2 separate regions of the Homo sapiens genome follow, and region 1 is linked to region 2. Evidence: chromatin contacts called from ENCODE Hi-C data. All regions are on one chromosome and are shown on one strand. Each heading gives the region's core, a stretch centred on a gene start or an enhancer-like site at or near the end of the contact. The rest is flanking DNA. Distances are from core to core; before and after follow the strand shown.

Evidence for each region. Hi-C counts contacts between places; a loop is a spot of excess contacts on that map. Pooled maps may share reads with other maps.
Region 1: a loop to region 2 is called in a pooled map, with 7 times the contacts of the local background. The contact joins the promoter of CHD4 here to the promoter of CLSTN3 in region 2. A Hi-C loop is called at or near these places in 5 of 50 pooled maps.

Annotation. Positions count from the first base shown.
Region 1 is chr12:6,603,906-6,609,897 of GRCh38, forward strand. It overlaps CHD4 (chromodomain helicase DNA binding protein 4), which reads right to left and starts at 3,474. Exons shown (of 40, transcript NM_001273.5): 1 at 3,395-3,474; 2 at 2,369-2,546. The coding sequence starts at 2,468. It overlaps LOC124902867 (a long non-coding RNA gene), which reads left to right and starts at 1,981. Exons shown (of 2, transcript XR_007063193.1): 1 at 1,981-2,090; 2 at 5,210-5,405. RefSeq lists enhancers at 2,045-2,204, 3,945-4,094 and silencers at 2,555-2,604, 2,785-2,844, 3,255-3,354.
Region 2 is chr12:7,126,058-7,131,620 of GRCh38, forward strand. CLSTN3 (calsyntenin 3) reads left to right here and starts at 4,314. Exons shown (of 18, transcript NM_014718.4): 1 at 4,314-4,655. The coding sequence starts at 4,592. It overlaps RBP5 (retinol binding protein 5), which reads right to left and starts at 2,832. Exons shown (of 4, transcript NM_031491.4): 1 at 2,646-2,832; 2 at 2,183-2,361. The coding sequence starts at 2,718. RefSeq lists silencers at 4,071-4,170, 5,261-5,330 and an enhancer at 4,612-5,113.

The DNA.
Region 1 (5,992 bases), core at 2,224-4,723, 520 kb before region 2:
CCACTCCCACCCAGATTCCTATCCAACATATGGGAATGTCTGCACAAAAAAACAGAGCAGGACCTAGACAGTGGTAGAAGAGAATATCCCAATCGGGTGCAATGGCTCATGCCTGTAATCGCAGCACTCTGGGAGGCTGAGGCGGGCAGATCATTTGAGGTCAGTTCGAAACCAGCTTGGCCAACATGGTGAAACCCTGTCTCTACTAAAAAAACAAAAATTAGCCAGGCATGGTGGTGGGTGCCTGTAATCCCAGCTACTCAGGAGGCTGAGGCAGGAGAATCGCTTGAGCCCGGGAGGCGGAGGTTGCAGTGAGCCAAGATCGCACACTGCACTCCAACCTTGGCGACAGAGTGAGACCCCATCTCAAAAATAAAAAAGAAAATAATATCCCTCCTTCAATCCCTGACATGTTCTTAGCTCTTAACCCCCAAAATTAGCCCTAAAATGTCTCTGGCTCCCCACTTCCTGAGCTAGACAGATACTAGGGAATGAGACATTAGGCTGGACAAAGCACCATCAGCCTCCCTGCTTCTCAGCCCAGAATAAGACCAGGCACAAGAACGCCCCTCCCATTCCCCCTTGGGAATGCAACATCAGCCTGGATTTCACCAGAAAGAATCATTTTCTTAAGGACTTTTCCCCACCAATCCCCAAGTCAACCCCCAACCCCCATCAGCTACATCTCACCACCCCCATAAAAGCTGGAAGTGGAGACAAAGACAACCCATGGAGGCAAAGGGGACATCCTTCCATGCACATGGAGCCCCCCAAACTTCTCAGGCAAATAATATGCTGAAATGGCAAACCGCAAACTTACTGAGATATAGAGAAGATTTAGGAAAGGGACAGGAATGGGGTGTGGCAAGTGGAAAAAGTGGGTCATGCTACAGCTCAGGACAGAGTTCACAGCTCCTGCGCAGCTCCCGGTCAACATGAAAGGCAGCCCCAGCCCAAGTGGCCAATGGGAGGCCAAGACGTGGAACCCAGAATGTTTAGGCAGCACTACTGTTTCTCATGCCCCTCTCAGAAGGACAGGGTCCCCTTACCAGCACCACAACTCCGCCCTCACCTTGGGCAAGGGCATGGAAATCTGCCCCCTACTCTACACAAGGATGAAACCAAGTTTCTCATCCCAACAGCCCAGACTCCATGACAACACTAACCCCTCTCCTAAATGGCCTCAGGTTGAAGTGAAGAATTCCAACTTAAAAAGTGCCAAATGTGAAAGCATCTCTCCCAGACCACCTCAACTTCCACTGAAGCTAAGAAGAGAGAAGGCAGAAGTGAATGATGCTGGATGAGAAACAAAAACAGGATCAGCAGGCTCCAGAATGAGAAGAAAACTAGAAGCAGAAGGAATGAAGAAATGACATGTAGAAAAAAAAATTAAACTAGAAAACATGAAGGTCAAGGAGATGAGTAGGTGACACAGCTAGGGGCTCTGAAAAAGGACACAGAAGAGAAAGACATCTGCTTAGGGGCATGACATCAACCATCATTTGAGGATAGACAACAGTTCCCCCAATCAGACAGGGTGGTTACAACCATACGGGTTTGGCCAGTTCATGAAGCCACCCCAAAACACAGATAGCGTAACCCCTAGCACACCTACACAGACACTTCACACTGCCAGCCTAAACCGCAGGCTACCTCATAGAGACAGAAGCCACTAGGAAAAAAGCCAAAACTATGTCCACTCACCAGGAGGAGGAGTGCCCTCCCTTCTTTTGCCCCTCTTCACTAGGCTATTACATCCTCCCCGAGCCCCCATCACTTCCCCACTCAAAACATTCCAGCAATCTGCCTGGCTGCTTTAAGCACTCCAGATCCTGCTGAGGAGCGCGATTCAAACTTCACACAGTTCAGACAGCACAGAAAACCGGTAACCGATCAGAAGCTAAAAATAATCAGATAGAGTGTAACCAGCACTCCCTCTTTCCTTTCCACAGCAGCAACCACAGGATCCTACTAGCACAGATGCCCGGCTGGTCTTTCAAACAGAATCCTCAACGCCCCCCTCCACCACCACCACCACAAGCCTCCAGGGGTCCCAGCTACCTGCATTCCTCCGAGGACCCACATACCAGGTAATGCCTGCCAGCCCAGAGAGCTCCCTCAACTGGGAACTGCAGAGCATTCCTCAAGACAGAGTGCAGCAAGCTGGCATCTCCGTGCCCAGGAGGCACATGGCTTCCACCCCCCTCACACCAGAGCTCCGCAGAAGGGAACCACTCCCTTCGGATACCCTCCACCTCCGGCTCTGCACAGAGACAGCGGAGCAACACAGCCCTGCCTCACCAGAGGAGTCACTCGGGAGAGCCCCAGATGTCTCCTTCCCGCCATGGGCCCTTGGGGAAGATGTTACCTGGGTGGGGTGGGGGCAGGCTGTTGTTCAAAAGTGCATCCATATCCTCCTCCTCACTGCCCGCCGAGCAGGGGGACGGGGAGCCCAGGCCCGACGCCATCCCCTTCCGCTCCCGGCCAGGGAATTGGCCCAGCTGCTCCTGCCGGCGGCCTGAGGACCTCTACACTGGCCCGAGTCACTGTGCGGGGGAGGGGGGAGAAACACAGAACAGTCAGTGACGCGCACTGTCCCCCTCCCCCACACCCACCCGCTCTTTCCGCCCCCCACCCCAGCCACCCTAGCAGGGCACCCGAACCGCTCAGGCTGAACTTAGTTCCACACTCCTCGGGGGCAGCCCGGAAGCCGGCTCCCCGGCAGGCGCCCCCACGGAGCGAGGGAGCGACGCCTCCGAGGGCAGGCTGGTGCAAGCGCGGGGAGGGGAGACGCGGGGCTGGACCGAGCGGGGTGTGACGGGGGAGGGGGTCCGAGTGGCAGCGGCGCGGGGGGGCCAGGGGAGGCCGCAGGCGGCGAGGCGCTCGGGGACACAAGGTCACTTGGGGGTGGGGGGGCGCCTCCCTGCGCCCGGGGAGGGGCCAGTCCCCAGACAGGGCAGCTCTCCAAAGGCTGTCCTCTGGGACAACTCAGGTTCTCCTCAAGAGCTGCGGGGACGAGGGGGCGTGGAGGCTCGGGCGCTGCGGGGGGCCGGAGGCAGGGACGCGGGGGGCGAAAGCGTCCCACCGGGAAGGGGGCCGGGCCACGTGTCCCGGGGGGCAAGTGATCAAAGGGCGAGGGGGTGGGCGCCGGGCATTGTGGGAGACCAAGCCGGAGGCGGGGGGTCGCGGGGAGCAAGACTCCGGCAGGGTTAGGGCGGGGGCTGGGGAGGAGGCCGGGCGCCCTGCAGGGCCAGGAAAGGAAGGGTCGGCTCCTCTGGGCAAGGGGCGGTCCGCGGGTCCGGAGACGCCTGAGGAAGGGGCGGGTGACGGGATGACCCTCGGGGCTGGTAGGGCCGTGAGGGGCGTCTCTTTGGGAACCCCGCGCTCTCCTCACCCCGGAGCCGCCGCAGGTCGCGCTGGGTCCGGCTCGGTGTCACTCCCGCTCCGGCTCCTCCTCGCCGCGGCCGAAGGGGGGAAAATGGCTCCGGCTCCAGCGTCGCCTCTTAAAGGGCCTGAAACACCGGCCGGGAAATCCCACCGCACAGGCCCCGCCCCCCCACGGACAGCCCATAATAACCTCAACCAACTCCAACCCCCCCCTTCCACTACCGCCACCCTCCTCCCCAGGTCTCCCGGGCAACCCCCGCCCCCTCGTCGCTCAGGCAACCACTGGCCACGCCCCCTTCGCAGCGGGCGCGCGCGCGTCACCTGGGCAACCGCCCACCTCCTGGCCATCCCATAATACACACGGACACCCCCCCCCCCAACACACACACACACACACACACACACACACACACACACACACACAACACACACACACCCTGCCCCCCCACATTTCATACACATATGCCAGAGACTGCTGACATCTCAAAATATTGCAGACCTTTTGCAACTAACCCTCTTAGACATCCCATAATAGACATCCTTTGCCAACTTCTTCTTCACTCTTGGACCTAATGCTAACATCCCATAATAATTCATCACCCCTCCCTCCCCATGGCCATCCCATAATAAGCACCCCTCGCAGCACTTATGCCTCATATCCCATAATATTCAGCCCCATCCCCCACAGACATCCCATAATAACCATCCTTCATCCACCCCCAGTTTGATATCCCATAATAGTCAGAAACTCACCCCCCCCCATACTACAACAACGGACACTCGGCCTCCTCCCACACACATCCCGTAATAATCAGTCTCCCACTTTCTATACTGACATCCCATAATAACTAACCCCCTAGAGCTGCCCTCAGTCCCTGCAGGCCAGGGTCTAGAGGCTCACATCACCCCCAGCCTTCCCTCTTCTAGCTCCACAGCCTATAGTAAGTACCCCTCCTCTATCAAAAAGATAACCCATAATGATCAACAGCCCTACTGTCGCCCCACAGATGGACATCTAATCTCTTTTCCTCTAACACTGGAAAGCTATCCCATAATAATTTTACTCTCCTACCCACATCCTGACATCCCATAATAATTGCAAGGAGCCCGTGGTCAACCAAACATACCATAATACTCCCAACACAACCCAGTGTCACATCCCATAATGCTTCATCTCCACTCTACCACCCCTATACCCTTCGAGCCAGGCATCCCATAATATTCATATTCTTCCCACCCCCATCTCCAGGCGCTGTCAGTCTATTCTAACACCCAGAGCAGGGAGGGCCAGGCAGGCTACCCACGCTTCCTTGTCCCCGCCCCCACTTGCACACACCTTAATCCCTTTCTGGGCCAAAGTAGTATCCTGGCAAAAAGCCTCCTGATGTCTGGGACCCCAGCTTCCCTCATACCATCATTTCCAGACACTCGGGGGCTGGGAGCCCACCTAGGGCCCCACCCAGTCCCACCAAAATCTAGGTATTTTCCAGATGCTTACCTCCAGCTCCTAAGTTTTGAGGAACACCAACCAACCAAAATACCAAGCTGACAGATGAAACATTTACATGAAGTCTAATTCACCCTACAGCATCCCATAATAATTACCAACTCCCATCCAAAGACTATCTCTCAACATTCTAGCAATCCTCCCCCTCACCACATCCCCAGGTCAGGGATCTTTCACCAACACCCCCAGGCCATTCCTGGGGATGGACATCCCATCACGATGTGAACTCAGGTTCCTGCTCTATACACACCAAGAGTGAAGGCCTGCCCTCCCGCTACTCACCACTACTCATGTTCATTCAACCTGTGTTGACAGAGTACCTAGCAAGGCCGAGCTCCGCACCATGGAGAATCAAGGAAGACCAGGGGGCCTCCCTTCAAAAAGCATAAGCAACCAAGCAAACTATGATACACGACAGAATGGTGCCAAGGGAGAACTGCTGAGCACTGTTTCCCAATTTCCTGTTACAGAAAATAAAATCCCACTGGTTCCAAGAGAGAACATATCCCAATAAGATTTATCGTGGTCCTTCTAGAGGCTGGAAGATGATACTTAAAGGATTTATGGGTATAGACCATAGTCAACATGATCTCCTATCTGTTCCCTACTTACTAGGGGATTTTTCTTGGAAAGCAATGTTCATCCATCCAGCATTCCTAATACTGAAATCCTATAATATGTTCATGTCCTTCCTTCTTAAGAGACTCCACAATATACCAGCATTGTTTCCCTCATTCTTGAACACCAAATCCTGCTTATCCTCAATGTCCCATATTTTTCAGGCACTTTCCCATTTTATATCCTGAAGTCTCATAGTATCTCCAATGGCCTCCATCCTCATCTTGTTGGGGCCACATTCTCCACCTCAAAAAAAAAAAAATCTTTAGTTGTATAATGTTCCCCATCTTCCCCTGCCTGTATAGAAGTCAATATTCCAGCGGGGCATGGTGGCTCATGCCTGTAATCCCAGCACTTTGGGAGGCCAAGGCAGGTGGATCACAAGGTCAGGAGTTCAAGACCAGCCTGGCCAAAATGGTGAAACCCCGTCTCTACTAAACATACAAAAATTAGCCTGACATGGTGGCACGTGCCTGTAAT
Region 2 (5,563 bases), core at 3,064-5,563:
CCCACCTCTACCAAAAAAAAAAAAACACAAAAACACAAAAAAGCAATTTCAGGCACCAGGAAATGAAGGCCTGAATTAGGGTGGTGATAGAGAAAGGTTAGGAGGGAACACAGGAGAGCCATTTAGAAGAGTGATGCTCAACAGAAATAAAATGGGTCAGGAGCCATATTAGAAAAGTAAAGAGAAATAGGGGAAATTAATTTAAATAATATATTTTAGTTAACCAAAAATATTCAAAATATTATTATTTCGGCATGCAGCCAATATAAACATTTCCGAAATGCTTCTTTTTATTTGGCATTGTCTGAAAGTCCACTTACAGCATCTAGATTTGGACTAGTTATATTTCAAGTATTCAACGGCCATCTGAAGTTAGCAGCTGCTATACTGGGTAATGCAGAAAAGCTACAAAGATTTCTTGGCCGATTAGATGTGGTGGTGGTGGTGGTGGTGGTGTGTGTGTGTGTGTGTGTGTGTGTGTGTGTGTGTGTGTGTGTGTGTGCTGGGAGCCTAGAGGTAAGGAAACAAGAGATATTGACCATGACTCCCAGGTCTCTGGCCTGGCTGGTTATTGCCATTAGTGGAGAGAGTAGATATAAAAGTGGGGTAGGTTTGGATAGGAAGACAGTGAATTTGAATTTGACCTTGGCATTCAAATGGAAATTGGTTCCAGGACCCCCACCTCACTAAATCTGCTGAATAAAATGGCTTAGTATCTGTAGAGAAACTACATACATCCCCCTGTGTACTTTATTATTATCATTTTGATACAGAGTCTTGCTCTGTCACCCAGACTAGAATGCAATGGCATGATCTTGGCTCACTGCAACCTCTGGCTCCCGGGTTCAAGTAATTCTCCTGCCTCAGCCTCCCAAGTAGCTGGGATTACAGGCATGCGCCACCATGCCCGGCTAATTTTTGTACTTTTGTATTTTTTTTTTTTTTTTTTTTTGAGATAGAATTTCGCTCTTGTTGCCCAGGCTGGAGTGCAGTGGTGCGATCTTGGCTCACTGCAACCTCTGCCTCCCAGGTTCAAGTGATTCTTCTGCCTCAGCCTCCTGAGTAGCTGGGATTACAGGCATGCGCCACCATGCCTGCCTAATTTTTTGTATTTTTAGTAGAGATGGGGTTTCTCCATGTTGGTCAGGCTGGTCTCGAACTCTTGACCTCAGGTGATCCGCCCGCCTTGGCCTCCCAAAGTACTGGGATTACAGGTGTGAGCCACTGCACCTGGCCTAATTTATGTATTTTTAGTAGAGATGAGGTTTCACCATGTTGGCCAGGCTGGTCTTGAACTCCTGGCCTCAAGTGATCTGCCTGCCTCAGCCTCCCAAAGTCTTGGGATTATGGGTGTGAGCCACCACGCCCAGCCTTTTCCCATATGCTTTAAATCATCTCTAGATTACTTATAATACCTAATGCAATGTACATGCTCTGTAAATAGTTGCTATACTGTATTGTTTTTTATTTGTATCATTTTGTATTGTTATTTTTTATTTTTATTTTTCCCAAATATTTTTCCATTTGCAGTTTGCTGAAGCTGTGGATGCAGAACCCATGAATATGGAGGGCCAACTGTATTTTGTAGGCAGTTGAAAACATTGCCCTGGAGCTCAGGAGATGGCTCTGGCTGGAGAATTCATGCCAAGGGCAGCCTATAGATGGAAGCAGAAGGCATGGGTGTAGATGATTTAGCCTATGGATAGTGGGCAGACAAAAGGGAGAAGACATTAAGAACAAAACTCTGCGGAGAAAACTCCAGTTTAAAGGATTAATAGGAGGACTAGGATCTGCAAAGGAGGCTAAGAAGGAATATGTAAGAAGTAGAAAGAAATGCAGGAGAGTGAAGTTATTGATGCTAAAGTAAAAGGGACTCTGGGTGACCAACAGTGTCACAGGCTGGAGGGTGGGCAAATGTTTGCTCTTCGGTCTGGGTTGGCCTGTTCTTTGCCCTTTGGGCTGGTGATAAGAGGGGGCAGGGAAGAAGTGGGAGAGAGACAGGGAGCACCAGGACCTGTTAGTTCTGGAGACTGGTATCCTGGGGACTGCATTCCCTGCTGTGGTGACCATTCCCCTCCTCCCCGCTGCTCTGGCTGGGGAAGGTCACTTTGTTTTGCCCCATGTTGTTAGGAGTCTCCTGTGATGCCTCCTTCCGGCCACCGCCCAGCCAGGGGAAATGTACCTGGCATTTTCGTCCGTCCACGCTCCTGAGGTCCTCCTCAAACTCCACTCCCACATCAAACTGCACAGTGTAGTTTCGGAAGGTGCTGAGCGTCCTCACCGTCATGTGGTTGCCCTGGTGTTCGATCTCCTTGTCCGGCTTCAGCAGCAGCGCGATCTTCCGCACAGCCAAGCTGATGTCTGTGGGGGCTGCCTGTTAGTAGGGGTGCTGCTAGCCAGCCAGGAGCTCCTCTGCCTGCAGCAGCCCCTCAGGGCTGTGAGTTTCCCTTCTTTGGGTCTGGGACTGTGGATTCACCCCCTCCTACCAATGCCTGGTTAGAAATGGATCCCAGGTCTGGTGCCAGCCGCCTGAGCCTTTCCACAGTGTCCAACCCCGGGCATTCCCTCTTCTCCATGGGACCAAGAAGCAGGAAGGAAGAGGGGAGAAAGGGAGTGACAGGGGTCTGGGAGGGCGAGGCCATTACTTAGGGCTTGCAGGTAGTCCTCCATGTTCTTCTGCGAGACAAAGCGGTAGTAGCCAGTGAGGTTGGGAGGCATTGTGTGGATGAAGGTTTCAGGAGAATGCAGGAGACAGGGTGAGGAAGGAGGGGGTGTTGTCTGGCAGGTGAGGCTGAGAGATTCCAGCCAGCTCCACACACAGAGACAGGATGTGTAATGGCCGGGTTACCAGGGCTTTTTATAAGGCTGGGGCCCTGTTGCAATAAGAGTCCCTACCAGACTTCTTCCCTCCCCGCATGGTGAGTTTGGGGGTGGTGTCTCCAGCCTGAAGGAGGGGCAGGGATTTGGCAAAGTTGCGCCTGACCTTGGCTTTTCCTGAGGAAGGAACCTGGAGCAGGATCCTTCCTGAGGAAGGAACCTGGAGCAGGATCTGGGGCTGTCAGTCATCCAAAACTCAGCCATCCAAAGGTCAGTGTTGGCCTCCACCTCATTTCTGGCAGGCTTGGGAACCGTCCCAGGGCCTGAGGGGCAGTCTTTCCTGGGAGACACCTGAGGCTGGTCTGGCTGTGTGAGGTGGAGATGAGTTCCAACAATATCCTGAGATCCTGGGACTGAGTGATGTTGGAAGATGTGAGGGGAGGGGGTGAGGATGGCCAGCTGCCACCATGAAGAGCACCCTGTAGGCCTGGCTCTCAGAGCTCCCTCAGGTAGTGTGCTCAACTGGGACCCCAAAGTGGCATTCCAGACTCTTGGTCCTAAAGAGCCATTAGGAGGGAGGTGGAGCCCGAGGGGTGCTGAGTTCAAAGTCCGGAACAGACAGCCTGAGAGGAGTTTGTTGGCTATTCTGGAGAATTTTATTCTTTTTGGCTTGGGACCCAGGGGGTTTTCTCTCCCTCTGAGTCATCGATGAGACCGTAACCCCCAGTCCCCAGCCCTAGGACAGCCCATGCTTTCCAGATGTATTTCTGTGAAGGTGGGGTGGAGGCGCCTAAATAATATTGTGCCCCGCCCCCAGCTGCCCAATTCTCTCTCGAACCTGCCATCGTCCCGGGCTTCAGAATCCACTGGGCTTGGTTCATCATGGTTTAAGGTGAAATTCGGGGCGAAGGAGGCAGGACAGGTAGGCAGGAGGAGGCGGCCGGTCCCGACAGGTGCGTGCGCGAGGGGTGCACGACGTCCTGCCCCTCCTTGGGTCCCAGAGCCTCGATACCGCCCTGCGGACCGCCCTGTGGCTTCCTCGCAGCCCTGGGCTACAAATGCCAGGATTTCTCAGGCTCAGACTGAGGGTTTTACTTCACCCTTCCCAGAGGGCACGCAGCACGGATCTGTGGATGGAAGGGGCTGTGGAAACAGGTTATGGCAGAGTTGGGGGGCGGGGTGACGCGGTGCCACCCCTCCTGGCCGCCCTCAGGTCCCGCTGACGTCTCTCTTCCCCACCCCCTGGCTTCTGGCTTCTTTCTCCCCACGTCCCTCTTCTTTCCCACCCCCTCCGTGGCTCTCCAGCTTCCTCCCCAGCCCCCGCAGTTCCTCGGCTCCCCCAAAATTGCAGCCAGGGGAAGGAGCCTTGAAACTCTCCAGCCCCGACGCCCCAGTCTCATTGGCTCCCTCCCCCGCTGCAGCACCTGGTCCCCCCCCCTCCCAGTCACCTGATTGGCCGGCGGCCCCATCAATCGTTGCCCGGCTGTGCTGACGTCATCCTGCAGTAGCGGGGTTGGGGTGGGAGTGAGAGAGTGAGGACGCTGGGCTGGGGGAAACGGGAAGCCGCTGCAAGTCCACCGCCTCAGCTACCCAGATTGGGATCTGCCCAGGCCCGCTTTATGGACTAGTGTGGGCGGCAGGCTCCTTTCCGTCCCTGCCCTGCTGTACCCCGCTCCTTGGAGACCCCCTGTATCCCTCCCGCAAGGTGGAATCCGCAGGCTGGAGGCTCCCAGGGGAGGCAAACGCCTGGCCCTGCCCTGCCCCACGCCGCACCATGACCCTCCTGCTGCTGCCCCTTCTGCTGGCCTCTCTGCTCGCGTCCTGCTCCTGTAACAAAGGTGAGTGAGGTGGGGGTGGGGGTACCGAAAGAGGGGCGTCGGGCAGCGCCGTGCGGGGTGGGGGTGGGAAGGAGGTGTCGAGGCTCCCTGGCACCTGACAGGTGTCTGGCCCTCTTCTGATCACCCTCCTTCCCATCCGTTCTCAGACCTGCTCCGTCTCCTCTCTTTCTCTTCCCCCAGCTACATCTTCCTTTCTGGTCCATCTCTACCCATGCGTTTCTCTTGCTGGTCATCTTGCTCCCATTTGGTCTCCATTCCCGTCCTGGGGTCTCTATTCTCCCCTTCCCCTAATTTCTACACGCTGGTGGCTACCTCGGGTCTGGGAAGGACTGCCCCCGAGCCGGTGATAGGCCTCTCCCCGCGGCTCTCCCTTTCACTGGCGCATGCTAAGGGTGTGTGGCAGATCCATCTGCTTCGCCTCCATCCCATCCTGGGGAGAAAGTATTTGCTGCAGTTCAGCAATTCGGAGCACGTATGTTTTTTGCGTGTGCCTCTGCATTCAGACCCTTTTGCCTGCATCAGCTGGGCTGTGGGTTACCAGAGCTGCCCTCTCTGGCAGACAGCGGATACATTCAGCTGGGCGGGGCTGTCGGACAGACGGAGAGGGAGGACGGGAGGGAGGGCTTGCGGGCAGAGGGCTCAGGTAGGTGGAAACGGATGGAGACTGGCAGGAAAGGGCAGAAGTGGGTGTGTGGGGGGCGCTAAATGAGTATGAGAGGGAAAGCTGAGAAGGAGAAGACCGGAGATGAGGCGTGGGAGGGGGTAAGGAGGGGATGGAAAAGGGTAAAGGTGGAGGCAGAAAAAAGAGGGAGGAATGAGGAAAATCAGGAAAAGAGTGAGTCAAGGAGGAGCCCGGGAGCCTAGGAGTGAAAGGGAGCAAACGCAGAGACCGCAGGGGGCCAGGAGGA